2 separate regions of the Homo sapiens genome follow, and region 2 is linked to region 1. The links are chromatin loops, found by intact Hi-C in ENCODE. Cell type or tissue: B cell. All regions are shown on one strand. Each heading gives the region's core, and the rest is flanking DNA. Links, peaks and the distances in the headings are about the cores only.

What was found. Peaks named below come from ENCODE experiments on the same cell type or tissue, not always from the same donor. Only the 100,000 strongest peaks of a DNase experiment are listed, where the experiment ranks them.
Region 2: it touches region 1 in a loop (22-fold over the local background); 1 of 110 quality-filtered maps calls a loop at or near these places.

Annotation. Positions count from the first base shown.
Region 1 is chr3:104,519,691-104,525,076 of GRCh38, forward strand. LOC105374021 (a long non-coding RNA gene) reads right to left here. Exons shown (of 6, transcript XR_007096271.1): 4 at 3,559-3,699; 5 at 2,979-3,105; 6 at 1-946. Among named protein-coding and RNA genes, the nearest start is that of ALCAM, 840 kb to the right of the region's middle. RefSeq lists enhancers at 2,095-2,374, 2,871-4,070. In B cell, for the core only: no CTCF peak of the experiment used is centred there; DNase peaks (open chromatin) are centred at 101, 771, 2,421, 3,661 and 1 weaker place; H3K4me3 peaks cover 3,881 bases; H3K27ac peaks cover 4,049 bases.
Region 2 is chr3:104,714,982-104,720,367 of GRCh38, forward strand. The region is part of intron 3 of LOC107986108 (a long non-coding RNA gene); the gene reads right to left. Among named protein-coding and RNA genes, the nearest start is that of ALCAM, 650 kb to the right of the region's middle. In B cell, for the core only: no CTCF peak of the experiment used is centred there; DNase peaks (open chromatin) are centred at 2,340 and 3,020; H3K4me3 peaks cover 988 bases; H3K27ac peaks cover 1,148 bases.

The DNA of each region.
Region 1 (5,386 bases), core at 66-5,065:
GAGGAACTGACTTCTCACTCTTAAGGCTTCGTGAGGAGGAAAAAGAGGGTCAGTGGCACCTTTTCTTCCTTCCTCAAAGAGTATCAAGATGACAAAAGAAATGGGGGCAGAGGTAAAAGGAAGAACAAATCCTAAAGCAGCAAACTGGGGAGTTTTCAAAAAGGTCGATAAAGTTTTATATTATTCTCAGCAGAAATCATGCCAACAAAAAAGGAAGTAGACAGAGGAACGAACATATAATTAAAAGGAGCTTCTGTGGACTAAAAGAAATTCCATAGTAGAAACAGGATCCAAAACAGAAAAAGCAGGGAGGCTTTTAAAAAAATTGTAGCCTGAATATCAGCTTTTAATTAAGTTAATTTTTGACCATAAAGCTCTTAAAAAAGAAATCTTTAAATATCTCATTAGAGGTTTTAGCCAAACAAACAGCAAACACTTCTGTTTCCTGGCTTTTCTTTCCTTGAAATTTGCATTTAAAAAGGAATTATTTCTCAGGTAAGACTGGAGAGAGAATTTACATCTCAAAAGACAAAGAAATAATGGAAGTTTTTAGAAGTTCAGGGTAATTACTAATCAAATTTCTTCTTTTGAATATAAAATTTCCTGTTAGCTCAAATGAGAATGCAGGAAGCAAACAGAAAAAGGAAAAGTTAAAAAAAAAATTATTCTCTGAATATAAACCAAAATCTTAACTAAAGATATATTTAACAAGTGACTCAAGACCAAACTACGTAGCCTCTCTATGGTTGTAACCAAGGACTCCAAAGACGAAACAGAAAGACGAAGTTCTTCCAAGATTCAGACCACTCCCACAGACCAGCCAAAAAATCAAAACTTCACTAGCTGCAAATGAGGTATAACTCACATTTCTGTTTGGCTATATTCTTGGGGCTCCTAAACTTTTGGTTGTCCACCTGTGCATGAAGGCCAGATCATTTCATATGACCTGGATAGATAAAACATCAAAATAAGAGATCAATCAATAAGAAAAAAAACAACAACAAAAACAAAACAAAACAAAACAAAAAAACCAGAAAAATAAGTCATCCACATTAGGGTTTTAGGAGCAGAACATATCCAAGTCACACAGCACCAATGCATGTTCCCGGCAGTAAATCTGTACTGGTCTGCCACAACCTCAATTCTTGCCTCCTCAGAAGAAATAATTCAACCCAGGAGGCATAAGGGGGAAAGAGACAAAGGCAAGATTTAGAGCAAGAGTGAAAGATTATTAAAAAGCTTGAAAGGCCAGGCAAAGTGGCTCACGCCTGTAAATCCCAGCACTTTGGGAGGGCTGATCACTTGAGGATCAGGAGTTGAAGACCAGCCTGGCCAACATGGTGAAACCCTGTCTCTACTGGGTGTGGTGGTGCACACCTGTAATCCCAGCTACTCGGGAGGCTGAGGCAGGAGAATGGCGTGAACCCAGGAGGCGGAGGTTGCAGTGAGCTGAGATCGTGCCTCTGCACTCCAGCCTGGGCGACAGAGCGAGACTCCATCTCAAAAAATAAATAAATAAATAAAATAAAGGGGGTTTAAAGTAGGAATGAAAGGAAGTACACTTGGAAGAGGGCCAACGGGGCAACTTGAGAGATCAAGTGTGCGGTTTGACCTTTTGACTTTGGGTTTTGTAAGTTGAGATGCTTCCAGAATCTTGCATTCATTCCCCCCCGATTCTTCCCCTGGGGTGGGCTGTCTATATGTGCAGTGGCCTGTCAGCACTTGGGAGGGGAGCAGGCACAGTGTGTTTACTAGAGTTGTATGCATGCATACACTTGAGGCGTTCTTCCCTTATCAGTCAAATGTCCCTAGAAAGTCATATACCAGTTAAACTCTGCCATTTTGCTTCTTAATGTGCATGATTGAGCCAACTCCTCCAAATCCTGACATCTTGTCAGGAAGCTATTGATCACCAGTTTCAGGTGTTTCTGTTTATTCGGAGACTGCCTTTCCCTGGCACTGACTGTGAACAATTATTATTTTAGAGAGACAGTTAACAACTGCCTGATCATCACCTGATGGTCACCTGACATTCCTGGTGTGTGTGTCAGGGAGTTGGGGAAGCCCTTTCCTGCTCTCTTCATGTCTGATTAGCTACCTACCGTAACAAGGGGTGGGGATGTAGGGATCATTAATGAATGTCAAGAGTCATACAGATAGTTTCCAAATCTCCAAATGTGTACCTACTTCATCTGTGACTCAAAACTATTATAATAAGCCCTTTTATGGCTTAAAATCAATAAACACAAGAATTTCATTTCAAAAAGGGTACACGCAACTCCTCCCAATATTTAAAGCTCCTCCCAAAGATAGTGAGGGAAGAGAGAGACCTTCTCATATTGTTTTACATTGTTTCATACTCAGTACCTATTTTAAGAAGAAACAAGGAAGTGAAACCAAAGGCAGGCAGCCCGGCACCAGGCACCAGACCCAAAACCAGACCCGAAACCAGGCCTGGGCCTGCCTAGTAGCTAAAAATCAACTCATGCCTTAGCAACCGATGTTATCCATAGATTCCAGACATTGTATGGAAGAACATTGTGAAACTCTCTGCTCTGTTCTGTTTCACTCTGACTACTGGTGCATGAAGCCCCTGTCATGTACCCCCTAGATTGCTCAAATCAGTCACGACCCTTTCATGTGAAATCTTTAGTGTTGTAAGCCCTTAAAAGGGACAGAAATTGTGCACTTGGGGAGCTCGGATTTTAAGATGGTAGCTTGCCGATGCTCCCAGCTGAATAAAGCCCTTCCTTCTACAACTTGGTGTCTGAGGGGTTTTGTCTGCGGCTTGTCCTGCTACAATAGCTCAAGAAAGCAAAGTTGGGCTGGGCACAGTGGCTCATGCCTGTAATCCCAGCATTTTGGGAGGCCGAGGTGGGTGAATCACGAGGTCAGGAGATCGAGACCATCCTGGCCAACATGGTGAAACCCCGTCTCTACTAAAATACAAAAAATTAGCCAGGCACTGTGGCACGCACCTGTAGTCCCAGCTGCTGCTACTCCAGAGCCTGAGGCAGGGGAATCGCTTGAACCTGGGAGGCAGAGGTTGCAGTGAGCCAAGATCACACCACTATACTCCAGCCTGGCGACAGAGTAGGATTCCACCTAAAAAAAAAAAAGAAGAAGAAGAAGAAGAAAGCAAAGACATTAATTGTTAGGCAATGAAGGCTGAGATAACAAAGGCAATTTTTTTTTGAGAACCTACACATTTGGAAAAACAGACATTTCAGATTCCCAGCCTAGTATATGTCTGGCAAATATGCCCTCCTGGGTAGTGAAGACCAGAAAATAAATTTGGGGATTACAAAGCCAAGTTTCTCAAGACACAAAAACAAGATGAAAGGAGAAGCTTATTATGGTTTTTCTCCTTATACCAAACCACACAAAGGACAGAGACAAGAAAAACAAGGACCATTTTTGGATGTTTAAAGATTAATTATCAATAGGTATAAAACAAGTCCACAAGGGACACAAATTTAAAGAACTAACTTTTAAAAATATTTTCTCTCCTTTAAATTTAGAAAGAAGGAAACACGAAAATGGAGTTTCACCACTCACCTGACTAGTCCTAAGGCAGAAACCCAAGGAGGATTACTGGTAAGAAATTTCTTAACTTTTTCTTTCTTTTTGCTGGCGTCTGTCAGTTTCCGTGGTTTCTGGCTGCAGCCTCGGGTGTGGGCAGAGTGATTTGCTATAATCCTGCCAAAGATACCAAAACTGTAGAGAAGTTCAAATTTTCCCCCGAATGTTGAAGTCTGAGTCTGCTGAAATGAATTGACAATAGACAGATTAACAGGAGAAAAGGGATACAGATTTATCAATGTGCACATGGACACGAGAGGTCTATGAATATGAGATTGAAAGAAGAGCCAAATGACAAAGTTTTTATATTTTATAGAAAGAAATTGAGGCTTGGAGCATGGTGACAGGTTATGGGTGAGAGATGGGGAAAAAAGACTTGGTGACAAAGGCTGTCTTTTTATGCAGTTGAAGCCTCGCAGGTAGCAGCCCTCAGAGTAGACAGTAGTCTTTGGTAAAAGTTTCACTGTCAGGACTTTGTAAGTGTTAACGTTTTCATCTCCTTTTCTTGTGAGTTAATTTTTCCAAGATCCAGATAAGAATACCTTAATAAAAAGCCTCTGCATTTGCTATTTACTTTACTAATGAAAGTTTTCTCTACAGATGCAAATCTCCCCCACAAAGGATAGCTTCCAGAGCCATACTTGTGTCTGCAGTCCTTCTGAATAGCCATTTCAAAATATGCCAGAGAATTATATTTCGAGATGGCATATTTTAATTTTATTCTCTCTATATGATTATTAATCACTTTTTATGTTTAAAAAATGAAAAGCAACATAACAAGATTGTAAGTAAATACATTTTAAAATCTTTTGGAATACAAAAACTTATAACTCAACTTTAAAAAAATTAATTTAAATTCATAAAATTTAATCATAACTTAAAGTTATGATTTAAACTTAAAGTTAAGTTTTAAAACTTAAAAATATCTGGCCAGGTGCGGTGGCTTACGCCTGTAATCCCAGCACTTTGGAAGGCCGAGGCAGGCGGATCACCTGAGGTCAGGAGTTTGAGACCAGCTTGTCCAACATGGCGAAACCCTGTCTCTACTAAAAGTACAAAACTTAGCCAGGCGTGGTGGCCGGTAGCTGTAATCCCAGCTACTCAGGAAGCTGAGGCAGGAGAATCGCTTGAATCCAGGAGGCAGAGGTTGCAGTGAGCAGAGATTCCGCCACTGTACTCCAGCTTGGGTGACAAGAGCGAGACTCCGTCTCAAAAAAAAAAATCGTATTTTTATTTTGTATATAATTAGCATTACAAAATAATTGTTAAAAACATAAAATGTTATGTCTGTGATAGTTCAGAGTGTGAGTGAATGAGACAGCTAGGAAATTTAATACTAATACGCAATAAATATCATTTTAAAAAATAAAATAGATGTTTTCCACAGTCTATTCATTCCTATATTTTTTAAAATAGGATAATTTTTTTCCTACTTTGAAAGGACTTCATATTTTTTACAAGTGAAAAATAATTGTATTTCAAGACATCTCATAAATGTATTAAGTTTAGGCTCAAAAAATGGGATAGCATTTGCTTTTGTATTTATGGTTGTGGTTCTTTAGTCAATAGATGATTTTAGCAGCACAATTCTTCCATAGTCACTCTTCATTGACATTATGGTTAATTATGATCTCCAGGACACAAGATGTCTACTTGCCAAAATGAGTTGAAGTTGACTCCTTTTGCCATCGTCCAATGCTTCATCTTTACTCCCCTGTCCACTCAGTGGAAGATGGAGGAAAGGGTTTATCAGGGTGTTGTTTACAACACAGTGTCATAAAGTGATTATTATCAATACTATTTC
Region 2 (5,386 bases), core at 112-5,111, 200 kb after region 1:
TGAATAAAATCACAATCTGGGCTGAAATATTTTTTTATTAATGGGAAATATCAGAAGATTATAGGGAGCACATGGTTTATATAAGGCCACCTTGAACAAAAATAAAGCATTAAAAAATTAGAACTTGGCCACGCTTGGGGGTTCACACCTGTAATCCCAGCACTTTGGGAGTCCGGGAGTTTGAGACCAGCCTGGGTGACATCATGAGACTCTGTCTTTACAAAAAATACAATAAGAAATTAGCCAGACGTGATGGTACCTGCCTGTACTCCCAGTTATTCAGGAGACAGGAGGATTTCTTAAGACCAAGAGTTTGAGGCTGCAGTGAGACATGATTAGGCCACTGCACTCCAGCCCAGAGACCTTGTCTCAAAAAAAACAAAAAACAAAAAACAAAAAAAGGGGGGAACCCTTTTATTTCAAGTCAGTAATTACATAGTGCCCCTCTATGTAGTGAAGATAAACATTCTAGTGTTCATAGATCATGTGGTGGAAAGAGTTCAAATGAACTTGTGAAGATAAACCTGGAGAGAATAAGCAGAGCAAATTGAAAAACTATGGCATTGAAGGCTTTGTCCTTTGTCTTTTTGAAGATAATTTTACTTTCTCTATCTCCCTCTGATGTAATATAAGTCATAAAATGTTTGTGACCTTAAAGATCTTCTTAGGTTTAATCCATGGCAATAAGCATAACATAAATAGAAATATACAGACCATGCCTACTCAATGTTCTCCATTCTGAAGTGCGTAAATCAAGTGTGCTGAAACAATGAATGGAACCCTTTCAGATCCATAAGTTGTAATCACTATTAATTCTCTTTCATTTTTATCATGCCATTCTGTGCTTGATCTTTGTAGAAAAGACACAGAAAACTGTGTTTAGAATATCCAAAAGTCATGAAAAAAAAAATAAAGAAGAACCGCAAATCTCATCAGAACTTCTGTTTTGTGAGGTTCTGGGATCCAGTTTTTTTCACTTGACAGCATTGTTGTAGATAAGCTTTAATTAAATTTTCTGACATTTTACTTGGCTGAACTGAACTTAACCCAGTCAATAGATTTCTATATGTTACTTGAAGTTTGTTTATCTAATAGATGGATTTTAAGTAGAGAGTATATGTAGAAAAACATAAATTAACATGTTGGCCAGAATTACTTATCTCAAGGTAGAATGTGCACCATATGGCTGCTTCGCTCCAAGCTAATATGTTATAATTGAATCATCTCCATATCTAATAAAACAGGAAGTCAAAAGGAATATTCATGTATAATTTAACAAGCATTAGGTCTGTGTAGAAATATTTTATGGCAGAGTAAGGGGAACAATACTGACAGAGTATATCACTATAATGATAAATCATACTGTGAATGATTTGTTTCAAGAATAATGATTGAAGCTCAACTTGCAAATCTAAGGCAAATCAATATTTTAATTTCATTCCTTGATGCATTGATTCCAAAGATTTTAATTTCATTCCTTTAAAGCACTTATTCATATTTGAAAATTCCCTTCCCCAGTGAAAATCATTATCTGCATTCAAACTACTTATATTGTTTGAATATATAAAAATATATAAAATAGAAAGTCAATGCTATGCACACAATGAAATGCCTTAGAATATTAAGGTCATTCATTAGATGTCATAGAGAAAATTGTAATGTGATTTTGCATATACATTGATAGTGAATAAATGACTAATTTCGCTATATTCACCATATGCCCAACATTGGTAGATATAAATTTTATTTCACAGGCTATGGCTATTAAATTTCAGGATTTTAGAAATCAAGTTACTACATCACTCAGGATGCATATATACACATCTTTGACATGAGAAACTAAATATAATCAATATTGAGGCAACTGATTACAATCATGGAAGAGGCTCTATATTTACGGTGAAATCTGCTCTATTTTATTATACTAAACCCAGTAAAGCAATATGACGCAGGGCCATAACTAGCCTACTCGAACTATTTTCTCTTATTCGTCAATTTCATGAGCAAAACACCATGCACATGGTAATTAAGGCACATGTCTTAAACACAAATAAAATGTAACTCCTAACATTCTACACAAACCTGCTTTACCCATGACCTTTCTCCTTTCTGTTGATGATTATTCCACCCTTCCAGTTGCCCAAGTCAGGTAACCTAGAAGTCATTCTTGACACACCTCTAGTTTTTACGTCTTCCATCTAATTTCTCAGGCAATCCTCTTGTCTCTAATTCCAAAATATACATGGAATCAAGTGGCTTCTAAGTACCCCCATTTTTACCTCCACTTTCACCTGCATGCTGCAGTAGCTTCCTGGCAGGTCTCCCTGTGTAGCCCCTTCAGCCTACTCTCCACATGGCAGTGAGCCTTTAAAAACCACAAAATCTATAGTTCCTCTTTTTTTATTTTGAGATGGAGTTTCACTCTGTCACCCAGGCTGGAGTGTAGCGGCGCGATCTCGGCTCACTGCAACCTCTGCCTCCCAGGTTCAAGCGATTCTCCTGTCTCAGCCTCCCAAGTAGCCAGGATTACAGGCACACGCCACCAAGCCCAGCTAATTTTTTTGTATTTTCAGTAGAAACAGGGTTTCACTGTGTTGCCCAGGCTAGTCTCGAACTCCTGAGCTCAGGCAATCCACCCACCTCCGCCTCCCAAAGTGCAAGGATTACAGGCCTGAGTCACCTGGCCCGACCTATAGTTCCTCTCTTAAAAACTTTCCAATAGCTTTCAGTTTCATTAGACTGAAAGTAAAAAGTTTTTAAAATGAATTGTAAGGCCCCATGTGAACGTTGTTTCCAATTCTGAACCTCATTTTCTACCAGAGGCTTGTGATATCAGCTCCCTTGTGTTCCCTCTGATTTTACTTACCTCGCGTGGCCAGTGTCATCTACTCAAAACATGAATCAGATGGTGTTTCTCTCTTACTTAAAAATCCTCAGAGCCTTCCTCTTTCTGTAAAAATAAAATCTGAGCTTTTGTATATAGCATATAGGCTTCATACTCCCTTATCTACTCTGACCTCATCCCTGGGCATACCAGCTTTTTTTTTTTTTTCTCAAACTTGCTAAGCTGACTCCTCCCTCAGAGTTGGTGTAGCCCATTTCATTTGTATGAAATATACTTCCCCAGATAACTACAGGCCTACTGTTTTCGCCTTTGGATCTTAGCTGAGATCATTTATGTATACTATCTCAGAAAATAGTTATCAACCACATATTATGTACCATTCTTTCTTCATTTTCTCTTATATAACTTATTCTTTTTCACAGCACTTATTGTATTTTTATTTCTTTAATTTTTAAAATTTATTTTAACTCTATCTTCAATGCTAGCTCCAAGAGAATAGGGTCTGCATTTTTTTTTCGTGTTCACTACAGTGTCTCCAATACCTAAAACAGCACCTAGCATATAGTAGGTGCTCAATAAACATTACTGAAATCACTAGAAACTCCAAACAATTTTTAAATTCCATAGTTGCTTGATTTTAAGCATGTTTCATTTTCAAGTGGTAAAACTTTAAACCAGGAACAACTCATCGCAAATTGTTTGATTATCAACTTTCATAAGAAGTATTTCGACCTTTTAGTGAGACAGGAATTTATGTTAAGGCTGATTTATAACTACAGAGCTAATATTTCTTTTTTTTCTCATTCATTTTAGGTTTAGAGTAGCTGATCTTCATGAATACTGGATCAGAATCCATAAGCATACTCCCTATAGTGCATGTTTTATTTCTGAAAGCCTGGGGAAGAGGATTTTGTAATTAATAATTATGTTGTCTTTCCAGCTATACCATATATTGTAATTGAAAATGCAGTACATAAGAGTATGGTATTCTCCAGAACACTGTTGATCTGGGCCCTCATTCCTACTTGGGTGAAGATTGCTCAACAGCCTTTATTCCTCACATCACTCTTGCATGGCTTCAATAGCAAGGAAAAAAGTACCTTATGATAGCACTGCTTTTGTTTATTCTTTTAATAAAAGTAATTATTAATAAAATTCCTCTTCAGTAACCCTCACATCTTGCCTCAGAAGATCTTCCTTAAGACAACTCGTGAGTATCAGCTTTTAGAGCAATCTGATAACATCAGGAAGTCTTCATCTGACATGTAAAAAAATACATACATTCAGCGAGTTAAATATTATCTAAGATAGATAGATGATAGATGGATAGATAGATAGATAGATAGATAGAGAAATTCTGCAAGAGTTAGGGAAAATATACTTAGCACTAATTTTTATTTCTATAACATATTCATGCTACAATGCTGAAGTTTTGTAGCTATTTACATGACCCCAATACTAGGAATAATGGCATATGGGAGAAGTAGCTCTGTAAGAGATATTTGTTATTTTTCACAAAATATTCATAGCCATAAATAGTCAACCATCTTAAATGTAATCTTTTGATTATATTATTTGTTAATAACATCAACAAAGATTGTGTAATGAAGGCATTAAGTTCATATATTTGAGTAAAATTCACAACATGTCATTTCAATACTAATTTCACTAAGTTCACAGTCTGTTAACTCAGGCTTAGTATTTTAAATGGTAGTAGCAGTATTTCTCATAATGATAATAATACTGATTATCATCATTGTCATCTTTTTAATTAAAGAGCCCATTCTTCCAATTGCCATGCATTTATGGGCTATAGAAAATATAGCTGCATAACATTGTCTTATTAATTTAAAACTGGTAACTTTTGTTTGGGATTCATTTGTACAGGAATAAGTTTGGAGTAATATTTTCTAAAAAAGAATATGATTGAAATTTGGTTCTCAGATCAGTTCCTCAAGGTCAGAGTAAAGAAGTTCTGTCACTGAGGAGTACTTTGCTTTATTTCTTCACAGGCTTCTTTCATAGGATGCTACAATTCTACATTATTCCTCATGCAGAATATGTGTACAAAACTGTTCAGAGCCCCCAAACCTTACAATACAATGGAAACGGAAATGGTAGTAAGCAGTTAAAAACTGATAAATACGTATTTATCTAGAAAGTCATTAACTATATATTTTTAGGCAAAATAATTTTAAAAATTACAAAATTACATGTGAAATATGAGTAAATTTGTATTTTGAAAATAATATGTGTAAATATATAAGTAAACAGCATGCTAATAATAAGTTTTCCTGAGTGATGTAATTGTAACTTTTAGATATAAGTATAGATATTTGAGTACATTATAATTTTATTCAGTGGATATAGATGTGTGGATATAATTGTAAAAACTATTTTAAAAAAGAACACAACAAAGATGCAGAGAGTTAATTTCCATCATCTACATTTTACACCGTGCTACTAACAAACAGACTGTGTTGGCTGTAATGCGGAAAGATTTTTAAAACTCGATAACCTCCTTCCATCAGTCACCAGAAT